2 separate regions of the Mus musculus genome follow, and region 1 is linked to region 2. A link is a contact called in ENCODE Hi-C or POLR2A ChIA-PET data. All regions are on one chromosome and are shown on one strand. The core of a region is the stretch at or near the end of the contact, and the rest is flanking DNA. Distances in the headings are between cores, read along the strand shown. Region 1 holds the start of 1700018L02Rik (RIKEN cDNA 1700018L02 gene). Region 2 overlaps A930007I19Rik (RIKEN cDNA A930007I19 gene).

Region 1 (6,285 bases), core at 3,536-6,035, 450 kb after region 2:
TGTGTATTACTCTCGTTATGCGGCTGCTCCACGTGGGCTAGGCTTTCTTACATTGCTGTGTCCCAGGGTAGTCAGATGGTCTTACGCAGCTACTGCAGGTTTCCAAATTGAGTGTTGCAGCCAACAGTCAGAAAACCAGAGCTGCTTCATTCTTCAGGGCCTATCCTTACTCAGCTCGTTAGAACAGTCACAAGAGCCTACCCAGTTCAGAGGTTGAGGGAACACAACACAGACTGGCTTCTTCAGTGGGGAAGTGACGGGAACAGAACTCGGAAACAGCACTCGGGAAGATCACGGAGTCTCTAACTTGGGTGTGAGCCGCTGCCATCTTTAGACAATCCCACTTGGCCACAGCAGCTGATAAGACCCTGTGGGACATGGATGATCTCGACCTCCCATGCTCTCCGGTTATCTCCTCCCCTGTTTGCTCCAGACCCTCGACTTTCAGACCGCTTTCTCGGCATTCCTCCCCTCAGCACCTTTTCTTCGGATCTTTCCATTCTCTCTCCAGAACATTCTTCCTCCGGTTATCTGGATGGCTTGTTCTCAGCCTCAAAATGTTGACCTGTGTGACAATACCTCCTATTCTCATTTCATAACAGCAACAGCTTTATCCTAACCCCACCTCTCCTCTCCTATATTTTTTTCTGTGGCACCTCTGAACATCCGCCATTCTATGCATTTTTATGTTTGTGTCTATCTTCTTTCCCCAGCGGAATGTCAGCTCAAGCAATGCATCTCCTTTGTTTAGGTTTGTGTGCTTGTCTGTTGTGCTGCTGGGAGTCAAATCCAGGCCCTCGTCCTCACCAGATAAAGATTCTATCACCGAGCTACATCCGCAGTTCCCGTTTTAGGTTTGAAACAGCACGCTTTGGCCATCAATCACCAAGGACCTGAGACTGACGAACAGCAACATCAGGGGGCTTGGAGGTAAATCCTCTCTGGGTTGAGGTTGGAGAAGATAGTAGTTCCATCCAATACCTTTGCGGTAGCATTTTCTAAGACGGTGAGCCACAGGCACCTAGCTGAGCTGTGCTTGTGTCTGCATTCCTGATGGATGCTAACTATGGGATAATAGCTATTATTGTTTTAAGTTGCTAAGTTTTGGGATAATTGGCTAAGTTGTAATTGGTAACTAATAAAGAATCTCTAAGCTAGATTATTTTACTACTGGTTTCTTATGAAGTGTCTACACACACACACACACACACACACACTCTAGGTCATGGGACTTGCTTGGCCAATGAGGTGTCACAAAAGTCAGGAAAGAAGAGATGTAAGAAGGATTTACAAAACACACTCCCCTCCAGGAACCCAGGCGCCATAGATCTGCAGATCAGGAGACTGAAGAGCAGTTGGACAAACACCCACTTTTCCAGTCTGTTCTAACCATCCAGCCCAGTGAGTAAGTCATGGGGAACCAGTGTGAGAAGCTAAATCACGCTGTGTGTACTAAGCCAACAAAGGCTTGGGCCACTTCTACTGCAATAGGTACCAGACACGCCCTCCTCTTCCGGGTTCTTTTGTCTTTTCCCAACGCCAGTGCTAGTCAGGGCTTCCCAGACACTGACTCCAGGTAGCCTTCCTTCTCACTCCCTAGCTCATGCTGAGACAATGCGCACACACACAGATTTCTGGAACAGTATATTCATTTCCCAGGCCTTGCCATAACAAACAGCCTGGAATGTCGAGCTTAAAGGGAAGGGATGGTTTCTCTTATAGTTTGGGAAACTTTGAGCCAAATGCAAGGAATGAGCAGGGTCGGGAGTTCTCATCAGGTCTCTAAGAGAGAACAGTGCCTTGTCTTTCTCTAGGCATCTGGTGTTGTCACTGCTCTTTGGCATTCCTTGGCTTGCAGCCTTTTAGCTCCAGTCTCTGGCCTGTTACCACACACTATTGGTGTCTTCATATCACATCTGGTAAAGACGATGACTGATCACCCCAACATGATCTCCCTAACTATTCCTGGAACAGCTCTAAATAAGGTCACACACTGAGACCTAGTGCCAGCCACACCCCCACATTTTTAGGGAGACAGTTTAACCTATGCCACATACCTATAATCCCTGATCCACTCTGTCCATTCTAAGGACTTAAAATATTCTGGAGTTTAATGTGACAAAACAGTACTCCTTAGTGTCTCCTCAACAGGCATTTACTGACTGCCTACTACACACAGGGCACTCCTCTGAGCTTTCTTCAATACAAATGGACCTGTATAAACATTTGGCCATGGGTAGTTCAGGCACCCTTGCGAGATTAAAATTCAAATTAACTTTGTGTTCCACTATTATCAATAGTGTAACTTAAACAGGAAAACAAAACCTCACACAAATAAATACCTGTGTGTGTCGAAATGACTGCCCTGGGCCCAGTTGCCAAGAGACGTCCCAGTTTGGCAGCCTCTTACTCCTCTACAATCAACAGCTTTGAGCTCCCGTGGGCCTGTTAAAGTGACCACACACCCTGCTGCCTCCCACCCTAAGTCTCTAAGCACCTCAGTCTTACATACTCATGTTTGCTTCTGTCTTCTCTCCCCAGTAGAACGAACGCTAACTCCAAGAGAACAAGCAATGGATCTCTCTGTTCGGGTTTGTGTGTTTGCTTGTTGTAGTGTTGGGAGCGGGATTCTTAGCTGCTCCAAAATTGTTTGAACACCCCACCCCCATAATCGAAATTTTCAAGGCTGAAACCACAAATGTTCCCAACTGCGGAGATTGGAAATGCTTTTCTCCACCACCAGGTTTTCTGATTCTAGTGTTGCGTAACCTGCTCTTGCCCAGACCTTTCCATTCTTGCCTTCCTCCCTCCCTTCCTTCCTTTACCTCGGGGTACCCTCATGCTCTCCTCCTAATTCCACACACAGGCACGGACTGTGTAATTTACTTATTTACTAACTCCTTCTTGTGCAGCAATAACAACGGGAGAGCCACTCATTTGCTTTTTTAAGTACAGGGATGTCTGCCTCACCTTGCCACGGAGACCACGTCTTCTCTCTGAGCAAGCAAACCTACCTTGCTACCCTCTCCATCACCCCCGAAATAATTACTTGGAAACAGCAAGTAGTTCTGAACCAGTCATTTGGCAGCCTTTGAGGGGGCACACATGGTGTTTCCTTTAGAGACACTTTTCTGTTTTCCCGGTGCCCGGCACAAGGAAACCGTATCAGGCGGACAGTGGGCAACGTTTACGGAGCACTTTGTAGTTGGTCTTGTACAGGCAATCCACACACCGTTCTACTCCACACCAATCTCCTGCGTCCATTTTACAGATAAAATAAGACTCAATCGCTTCTCTTCTGCATCCGTTCGTACCTCACTCTCCCTCTCTGTACTTCAGTTTTCAGAGCCCACGCCAGGGCATCACTGCTCCCTCCCACACCTTCTGGTTAGTTGTTGTTTGGTTTTTCAAGACAGGGTTTCTCTGTGTAGCCCATGCTGTCCTGGAACTCGCTCTGTAGATCAGGCTGGCCAGGAATCCTGAGATCTGCCTGCCTCTACCTGGGTGCGGGGTTTAAAGACGTCTATCACTGCTGCCTGCTGGTTTGTTATTGTTTTTATTCACAGTACTGTTTCAAAAAGCCTTACTTCCACCCCTGGACAAACAAGCAAGAAAACAAACGGACAGCAGTAGAAACTCGGGTTTGTTCAGCATAGCATTCTCGGAGGCCTCTAAGTACAGTGGCACACAGTAGGCACTGGGTAGCTCTTCCTGAAATGAATGCATTTCTGAAGGAGCTAGTATGTTTGACCTCTGCGGAAGTTAACGGTGACAGCTACTTTTGGTTCTGAAAGTGGATTCAGGGAGATGAGACACATACTTCACTTGATGAAAGCTTCTGTGAGGAGGGTTCCAGGTCACCCCTGGAGGAGAAGGAAATGGGGTGAAAAGGCAGAGGGAAGAAGGTCAAGGGAGGATTGGTGTGAAAAGGTGGGGAACACCTGGTGAACCAGAGGGGCCGAGGGGACACAACACGGGGGCATGCTGCTTCCTGTTGGGTCTGAGCAGGACAGAACTTGGCTCTTAGAAAAGACTAAGGGTGAAAAAGGTGAACACAGAGGGGGGAAAAAAATGAAATCCAGGCACTCAGAGGTGCCAGCGGGAGACTAGAAGTAGAACGGGGTGCTCAGAGGTTGTCCACTGGGGAGAATGCAGACGGGCGCAGCCTGCAGGCTGGGACCAGGCAGCACAGGGCACGAGGGTCTGGGGATGCCAAGAGGCGCCGGGTGGAGCTCAAGGGAGTGGGGTGCAGGGGCGCGGAGGGGCGGTGCAGCAGCCGGCGGGGCGGCCCCGGTGGCCGTCGCTCACTTCCGGGAGAGCCGGGCGTCCTGGCCACCGCCCGCTTGCAGCTGCCAGCCCTCCAGGGCCGCGGAGCCTGTGAGCGCGCAGGCCAGGCCACAGACCAGCGTCTGCGCAGCTCGGACCACCGCCAGCCACCATGGGGGCGTCGGGGCGGCTGCTGCGCGCCGTGATCATGGGGGCCCCGGGCTCCGGCAAGGGCACCGTGTCGTCACGCATCACCAAACACTTCGAGCTGAAGCACCTCTCCAGCGGGGACCTGCTCCGCCAGAACATGCTGCAGGGCACAGGTGGGAGCTGAGACCGAGGGCTGGCGGCGTGCGATCGTCCCGGCGGGGCTTTGCGGGCCGGGGTCGAGGGTCCTGCGACGCGGGTGCAGCGCTCCCCGACCTCGCCTGGGGAAAGAGCCGTTGCGCCCCGAATCCTCTGGCCTCCGTGGGCAGCTTCGGGTAGATGGGGGAGGGGGAAGGAAAGGACTAGGAAGTTCAAAGACTGAAGGAAAGCCCTTGGCTTTGTTTTTAGAAGCTCATTCGACACAGCTGGCAGCTGCGGTGGGGGTCCAGCCGGGGGGAGCTGTGCCTGTCTCTCCACGTGTCCTTGTATGCAGAAGGCAGGCTTTGGCTCTGCCAGGGCTAGCTTCTTTTTTTTTTTTTTCCCTACACCCCCCCCTCCCGCCCATGGTAAGCTCCGTGGGATCTTGTAATTCTGACCTTTCTCTCTGCAAGGTCAAGTATTACTTATTTTCATTGCAGTCACAAAGTTGGCTTAGATTTTGATGCCCCCAGACATTTCTTAGTCACTAAAGTTGTCCTTGTAACAGTTACATAAACGATTGCTGTGTTTCTCCTTCCAAAGTCTTCTAACTCAGCACAAAAAATCTAGCCAACACTTTACAAAGGGTGGGTTTGTGGTAAGTTCTATTTTAAGAAAAGCATTTTTAAATTTATTTTTTGGGACAGTGTCATTCGATGTATTCAAGGATAACTTTAACTTAAGTTTGACATCCTCCTGTCTCAGCCTCCCTAGTGAGTGCTGGGATTCCAGGCGCCAGCCAACTAACAGCTGTAAACTATTTTTTAAAAGCTTGCACTAGATGTGTTTCTCCACAATAGTGTTGACCTTCAATTTCAAACTAGTGCCTATTTTGAAAATTCATTTGAAGCTTATTTACACAGAAATAATACCTGTTCAAGGTTTTAAAAAAAAGAAAGTAAAGGCCAGGGAGAGGAGGGAAGACAGAAATGTATAAAGTAAAAAGCAAAGTTTTCTCTTAGTCCCTACCTCAGCCCAGAACCTCGGAGAGAAACAGTCTATCTCCTTCTGGAAATGTCTTTGTGTAAAGCTCCTTCTTACAACCTCAGTGTATCAAGTTACCATCTACTTACTCCACATCAGTGTTTTCGCACACTGCATTCAGCCTGCCATCCCATATGGAGACGTTGTCCGGTTCCGCACTGCACTGCTTACCCTGTGTCTGCTGAATCTACCGCGATTTATTTACCTCTCCACTCCCTCCTGGCGGGTGTATAGCTAGTTTCTAGGAAAGGGTGTTTTTTGTTTGTTTAAAAGACACTGATATTCAAGTGTGTGCGTGGGGGTGGGGGTGTGTGAAAACCCACAGTTTTCAGTTTCTTTGGCTCGATCCTCTGCACCCCTCAAGCATGTTTTCGTTTTCTTCTAATGTCGACCTTAAGAAATAATAAAGGCTGCAGTTAATTAAAGTTTATCGAAAGGTTATTTGACTCTTGCTAAATGTTCTTAGTGCAACAGATTGCAATGCGAGTTACTGCAAACAGTCCCAAGTCCTGAAGACTTTGCTGCTATCCAAAGTACAGTAGAAGTCTTTAGGGGTGACCTGCATACCGACTCAGAGCTGGCCTGACTGTGGGTGGCAAAGAATGCTCATGGGTAGGAAAACACAGAACATTTGAAAAGAGTAAATGAAAGGGTATTTAAATACATTTCTGAAAAATGAAGAAACAATGT
Region 2 (6,046 bases), core at 3,247-5,746:
GGGGGGCAGGGCGGAGAGAGAACCGGAAGTGGAACCAAGTCAAACCCTCCCAAAGCCTGCCCCCAGTGACATACTTCTTCCAGCAGGCCACACCTCCTAAGTCTTCCCAGAGAGCACTCTCAAGTGGGCAATGAAGAGTTTAAATGCCTGTGCTTTATATAGGATATTTCGTATTCAAAACCCTACCCTCCCGTAAAAGTCTGATTAATTTTGCCTGTCTGATCTGGCAGGTTAGTATTGCAGCATGCGGGATCCAGTGGAGGGAAAGACCCCAGCAGCCTCTACAGCTCCTCCCATCATGATGAGAAGCTAGCCAGTGGATAGACAGTCTCCTAGTCTCCTAGTCAAGGCACCGTTAATTTCTTTATGTCCTGCAAACAAAGTATGTGGAGTCTTCTCACCAATATGATCTGACCATCTAGTTCTGCTGGCTCACCCAGAACAATGGCAAGCGCTCGTGTTATTTTAGGGCTTCCTGATTGCTACCTTATTCATACTTGGCACTGAGACTTTTATTTAATAACCTATGTCTGTTGGGAGCAGCTTCCTCCACTAATGCAGAGCACCTCTGTTTAGACTGTTTCTTTGAAAAACAAAAACAAAAACAAGTTAAATTAGCATACGTACTTGTGGTTTTCCATAAATCGTTTTCATATGTCCTAAGTCTTGGTTAGCTCACATCGTACCCACCCCCTCCTTCCCACCCCACTGCCTCCATCTACACTTAACCCTTCAACCCCCAGTATTCCCTCCCTGTTCTTTTGTGTCGCATGTGTTCTACTGTCCCCTCTAATTATATTTTTTAATGGGACTTGAAGATCATAGGTTTCCATGGACCTTTTCCAGACGCCCTTCATTTCCGTTAACCCTTCTCTTGCTTACACTTCCCCATGCTTAACCTTCGGTTGGTCTGGCCTCCCTCTCTGCTTATATCGTAACTGTATTTTATTGTCTTCCCTCCCTTAATGCCCAGCCTCAGTGGCCCATTTCTAGTTTTCTAGATCTGTTTGTTCTTCAAGTTAAACACCCAAGACAAAGTATTTGAAGGCAGGATCCTCTTGTGGGACAGAAAGGCAGCATTTGTCTTTCTGGGCCTGGGTGACCTCATTTAGTAAATATATATTTCCTGGTTCCATCCATTTAGCTGAAATTTTCATGACATTTTTCTTTTGACCAAGTCAGCTTAGGCAGTCAACAGGTGCTCCAGGGCAGGAGTGAGGATTAAAAAGAGAGAGAGAGAAAAAAAAAGACAATTAGACAACACTGTAGCATGACCCCAGCCAGTCCTGAGACTGAGGTGGGTTTATTCTTTCCTACTCTGCTTTTATATCATTTTAATTACATGCGAATAATAAGGTCAGTTCTAGATTGAGGAACAAGCAAGACAATAAACACAAATAGTCAAGGAACAAGTAAGGCAATAAATGAAGTCCTGTGATTACTCCCTTGGTCACTGTTTCTAGGGGCTTATCAGGATGACCAAGGTATCTGAGCCTACTTCCCTGTTTTAGACCAAAGTCATATTCTTGCCTGAAGCCTACTTCTTTGTTCTACCTTCAAATCAGATTCCTGCCTGAGCTCCCTTCCTTGTTATGGTCCAGTGTCAAATTCCTGCCAAGCGGCCCCCCAAAGCTCTGCACATCTTTGCAGCTGAGTATTCCCTAGTATAAATGTGCTACTCTTTCCGTATCCCTTCATCAGCTGGCGAATGTCTGCTTGATCCTAGGTCTTCATCACCATGAACAGAGCACTAGTGAACATGGATGTAAGAGTGTCTCTGAGAGGATGTCAAGTCCTTTGGATATGTGCCCAAAAGGGACATTGCAGGGTCATGTGGTCATTCTACTTAAAGTCTTTAGAGGAACTTTCAGCCCAAGTTCTAAAGTGACTGCACCGTTTACCCGCCCACCAACAGCACACGACTGTCCCCAGTCCTCCACATCGACACCGGCGTTTGTTGTCATTTGTTTTCCTAATCATAGTCACGGACTGGGGTAAAATGGAATCTCAAAGTAGCTTAAATCTGCACTTCCCTGATAGCTAAGGATGTTGAACATGTTTTCAAATGTTTTGTGGCCACTTGTGTTTTGAGAATGTACTGTTCAGCTCCGTAGCCCATTTTAAAACTTGGGTTCTTTGTTCTTCGATGTTCAGGGTTTTTTGTTTGTTTTTGTTTTTTGTTCTTTGTATATTCTAGACATTAATACTAATCCTTTTGGGGGCATGGTCTTTCTTTTTACTTGGTTGATTATTTCCTTTGATGCACTGAAGCTCTTTAGTTTTACGAGGTTCTGTTTGTCAATTGTTGGCCTTAAATTCTGTGCAAACGGAGTTGAATTCAGAAAGTCATTTCTTAGCCAGGTGATGGTGGCACACACCTTTAAACACAGCAGTTGGGAGGCAGAGGCAGGTGGATCTCTATGAGTTTGAAGCCCACCTGGTCTACAGAGGAAGTTCCAGGATAGCCAAGGCTACACAGAGAAACCCTGTTTTTTGAAAAACAAAACAAAACAAAGGAAACAAAACAAAAGTCATTTCTTGTGCCTGCGGTGCCACTGCCCATGTTTTCTTTGAACAGTTTCGGCATTCCAGGCTCCACAATAAGATCTTCAATCCATTTAGAGTTGCAGCCTGCCTTTGGTGCAGGTTTATAAATACGGCTCGAATTTCATTCTTCTACGTGTGGACATCCAGTTCTTCCCACACTTTTTGTTGAATGAGCTGTTTTTTTTCTCCAGTGTGCATTTTTGGCATCTTGGCCGAATATGAGATGGCTGTTATTATGTGCGTTTGTATTGTATTTGGGTCTTTTTCCCCCCCATTAGTCTACATGTCTGTTTTTGTGCCAGTACCATATTGTTTTTATTTCTATATCTCTGTAATATATAGCTCGATATATTAATAAAATATCTTTTGGCTATTTTCCTTTTTCCATGAACTGCTTGTTCAGTTCATCAGCCCATTTACTAATTTGCAATTAGTCTTATGAGGTGTTTAATTTTTGCTGTTTTTGTGTATTCTAGATTTACATTTATAGCTGGCAAAGATTTCCCCCCATTTTTCAAGCTGTTTCCTTATGTTGGTCACACTTCCTATTTTGAAGAGTTTAATTTATATCTCACATAAATATTATACTTTTAACTGCTAAAAATTGGTAGGTTAAAATGAATAGTTTAAACTTGGCATAATATATTCTAGATAATATATTATAAGCATTAATATTATATGATATTATATGGTAATTATTACCATTATGATAATGGTTCTGTAATCCCAGAACTCAAGATATCTGAGGCAAGAATGACTTTCAGGCTAGCTTGGGCTACATAGTGAGCCCCTATGTAAAAACAAAAAAAAAATTTTTTTTTTCTATTATAAAAAAAGAATTATAGAAGTCATTGTTAAAGTTATCAGAGACTCTAACGTTGGGAATGAGAATGGAGCAAGTCTTAGAGGAGATAACTCTGAGTCAGGCCCTGGAATATGGGTAGACCTGTGATGGCAGAAGAGGAGGCAGGGTGCAAAGTGTGCAATCAGGAGCAGGAACACGGAGCTCGAACATCCTTTACACGGGCCTAGTTGCACCTCCTAGTCGCAGGTGCGTACCTCACCTCAGGGCCCTCAGTAGCACAAGCAAGGGCTCCTGGTCGCTGTGCCCATTAATGCTTTAAACAGCCCCTCCACAAATCAGTGAGAACGACATCTCTGGCAGAAGCTTGTCCGCGTGAGTGTTTTGCAGCCAGGATTGAGATGCTCTGTATTAAGAACACGTAAGTGGGGAGGGACAAACTCAGAAGCCGCTCACAGAATCTTTAGTGGGGTAGGGGTGGGGGGTGTCACAGGCGGTATTTACCTTAGAAGCAGTTTGAAAGATATTCTCCCAGAAAAATCATAATAATGAATCAATCTAAAAATGAATGTAGATAATTTCCCACTATTGTTCTAAAAGAAAAAAAAACTCCAAATATTTTAAGTTTCAAAATATATCCCCCTTTTATGGAAGATCATTCCCAATTGAGTCTGATTGACAGTGAAAACCGCTTACCTGCCAGGAGGCTTGGAGGCAGTAGGGCTAGCATGTGAAGCTCCTCCTGGACGCTAGGTGGCGCCGTGGACTGAGACTTGGTGAAACGAGCTTCAGAGACAAGTTAGACTGGGAGAAAGGTCTTGGAAACTTATTTCTCCAACCCTTCATTTGGAGGGTTTTAAATTTTATTATTATATTAGTTATTATTAATTGTTAATATTTAATGATTATCATTATTGTTATTACTATTACTGTGTGTGGACGAAAGTTGTCTCCTTTTCATATGTTTCATATTTGTGTGGTTAAACTCAGAGAAACTCCTCAGAGCTACAGAGAAAGCAATGGCGACTGTTCCCTGTATGCCCTCCAGAACAGTGCTGCAGCTGCAGGGTCAGCTCCAGGGGCTTAGCGGAAAGGAGGCTGAGACAACCCTTTCTGTTCGGCGACATCAGCAATTTGCCCACTAGGAGGCACTAATAAGCGATTCACAGTCAGGAGAGGGTTGAGTGGGACCCTCTAGCCCACTATCTTCTCAGCTGGAGGAGTGAGGCCACAGTGGCTGGGTTTCTTGTTCTTTCTCACCAACAAAAGCTTTCTTTGAGTGCCGGTTCGCTAATTCCCTCCCCTGCCTCCCTTGTTCCTCAGGACCTCGGACCGCAGCGCTTCTCCTCCGAAGCTTGCTCGCTATGTCCCTGTCTTTTGCTCTTAGCCCTGTCCACACCCTTGGAAAGAATCCTGTGGTTATGCCTCTTGAATATGGCATGGATCTCCTGCCGGGATGCTCCGGGGTTCTGTCTCCTTTCTCACTTCCCTGTTCCACATCCACCCAGTTCTTCTCTCTAAGTAACCGACTCTTTTGGGTTCCCATACTTATAAACATGCAACCGTATAGATAAAGACATGCTCCTTTCAACGATTTACTCAAACTATGGCATACTTGAGTCCTGCACCATGATTTTATTTCCACATAAAATACCCTAAAGATCTCTCTACAGCAGTTCACAGAGATCTTCCTTATGCCAATTTATGGCTGAATTGTATTCGACTTAAGAAGAATACAATTACCTTTTAACCAGCTACTTATCAGTAGAAGTGTAGATTATTTTCAGGTGGCTTCTATTATAAGTGTTGTCATAAGGAATAACATTGTATAAAGGCCATTTGTCCTCTGACCTTTATTGGTCTGAGGAAATATATCAGATTGAGTAAATTGCCTCAGGTTTCTTCTTGGCAAAGCCCATGTCACAATCATTAGAAGTAGGAGGCTGACACCCGTGACCTATATTCTACAGGATATTACCCCACAACATATACTGTCTATTTCCACCATTCCTCCCTCCCCCATTCTTCTTCTCCTCCAGCTTTCTTTTCCTCTTTTAAAAAAAAAAAAGGTTCTGGCTCTGTTGTCCAGTTTAGTCTTGAACCTATGAACCCAGGTGATCTTTCTGCCTCAGCCTTTTCTCCAAATTGCTTTAGTAATATTGATTAGATTGATTTATCGCAGCGACAGAAAAAGCAAGCAAGGACAGAGAGTGGAAGACTGGGGTTTTGGAGGGGAAGAGGAGAAAGGTGGCCTGTCCCTGAGAAGAGAAAGAGCAGGCAAGCATTCTGTGCAGAGCAAGTCAGGGTAGGGGCAGCGGATTTGAAATGGATTCTGTAAGAGTCGGAGAACTGGTCTCACTTGTCACAGTTCCATACACAGGTTGAGACCTCCAGGAGGAGAACAGAGCCTGTGGGGGCCTGGCCCTGAGTGCTGTGGACCCAAACACAGCAGCAAGATTCCTTATGTAGGCCTGCGAACAAAAGAAGGACTCTCCTGAGAGTGTCTCAGAATTCTGCCAAGATAAAAGGGTCCCATCAGACATCGAAGGACAAGCAGATAGCAGCACAGCAGCGAAGAGGCCAAAGACCAGACATGCCTCCGTTTTTAAGCTACTGTGTGAGCCTGATGCCCTAGAATTATGGAGTGGGTGAGTAATTAAACTTTAAGTAAATGAAAATGTTCACTCTGAGCCATGT

Evidence for each region. A loop is a pair of places that touch in the nucleus more often than their neighbours do. ChIA-PET counts read pairs that join two places held with the same protein, here RNA polymerase II (POLR2A).
Region 1: POLR2A ChIA-PET joins it to region 2 with 17 read pairs in Patski. The contact joins the promoter of 1700018L02Rik here to the enhancer-like site in region 2. A Hi-C loop is called at or near these places in 1 of 37 maps with a recorded cell type or tissue (gastrocnemius). POLR2A ChIA-PET finds 5 or more read pairs at or near these places in 1 of 5 experiments (Patski).

The regions. Positions count from the first base shown.
Region 1 is chr19:29,045,983-29,052,267 of GRCm38, reverse strand. 1700018L02Rik (RIKEN cDNA 1700018L02 gene) reads right to left here and starts at 4,785. Exons shown (of 1, transcript NR_028360.1): 1 at 3,539-4,785. It overlaps Ak3 (adenylate kinase 3), which reads left to right and starts at 4,307. Exons shown (of 5, transcript NM_021299.2): 1 at 4,307-4,589. The coding sequence starts at 4,439.
Region 2 is chr19:29,499,763-29,505,808 of GRCm38, reverse strand. It overlaps A930007I19Rik (RIKEN cDNA A930007I19 gene), which reads left to right. Exons shown (of 4, transcript NR_015567.3): 4 at 231-2,146. Among named protein-coding and RNA genes, the nearest start is that of A930007I19Rik, 19 kb to the left of the region's middle. Within about 2 kb of position 4,496, at least 2 of the 3 ENCODE cell types and tissues checked have a DNase peak (open chromatin) inside an H3K27ac peak, as active enhancers do; they include gastrocnemius, where a contact is called at or near this core.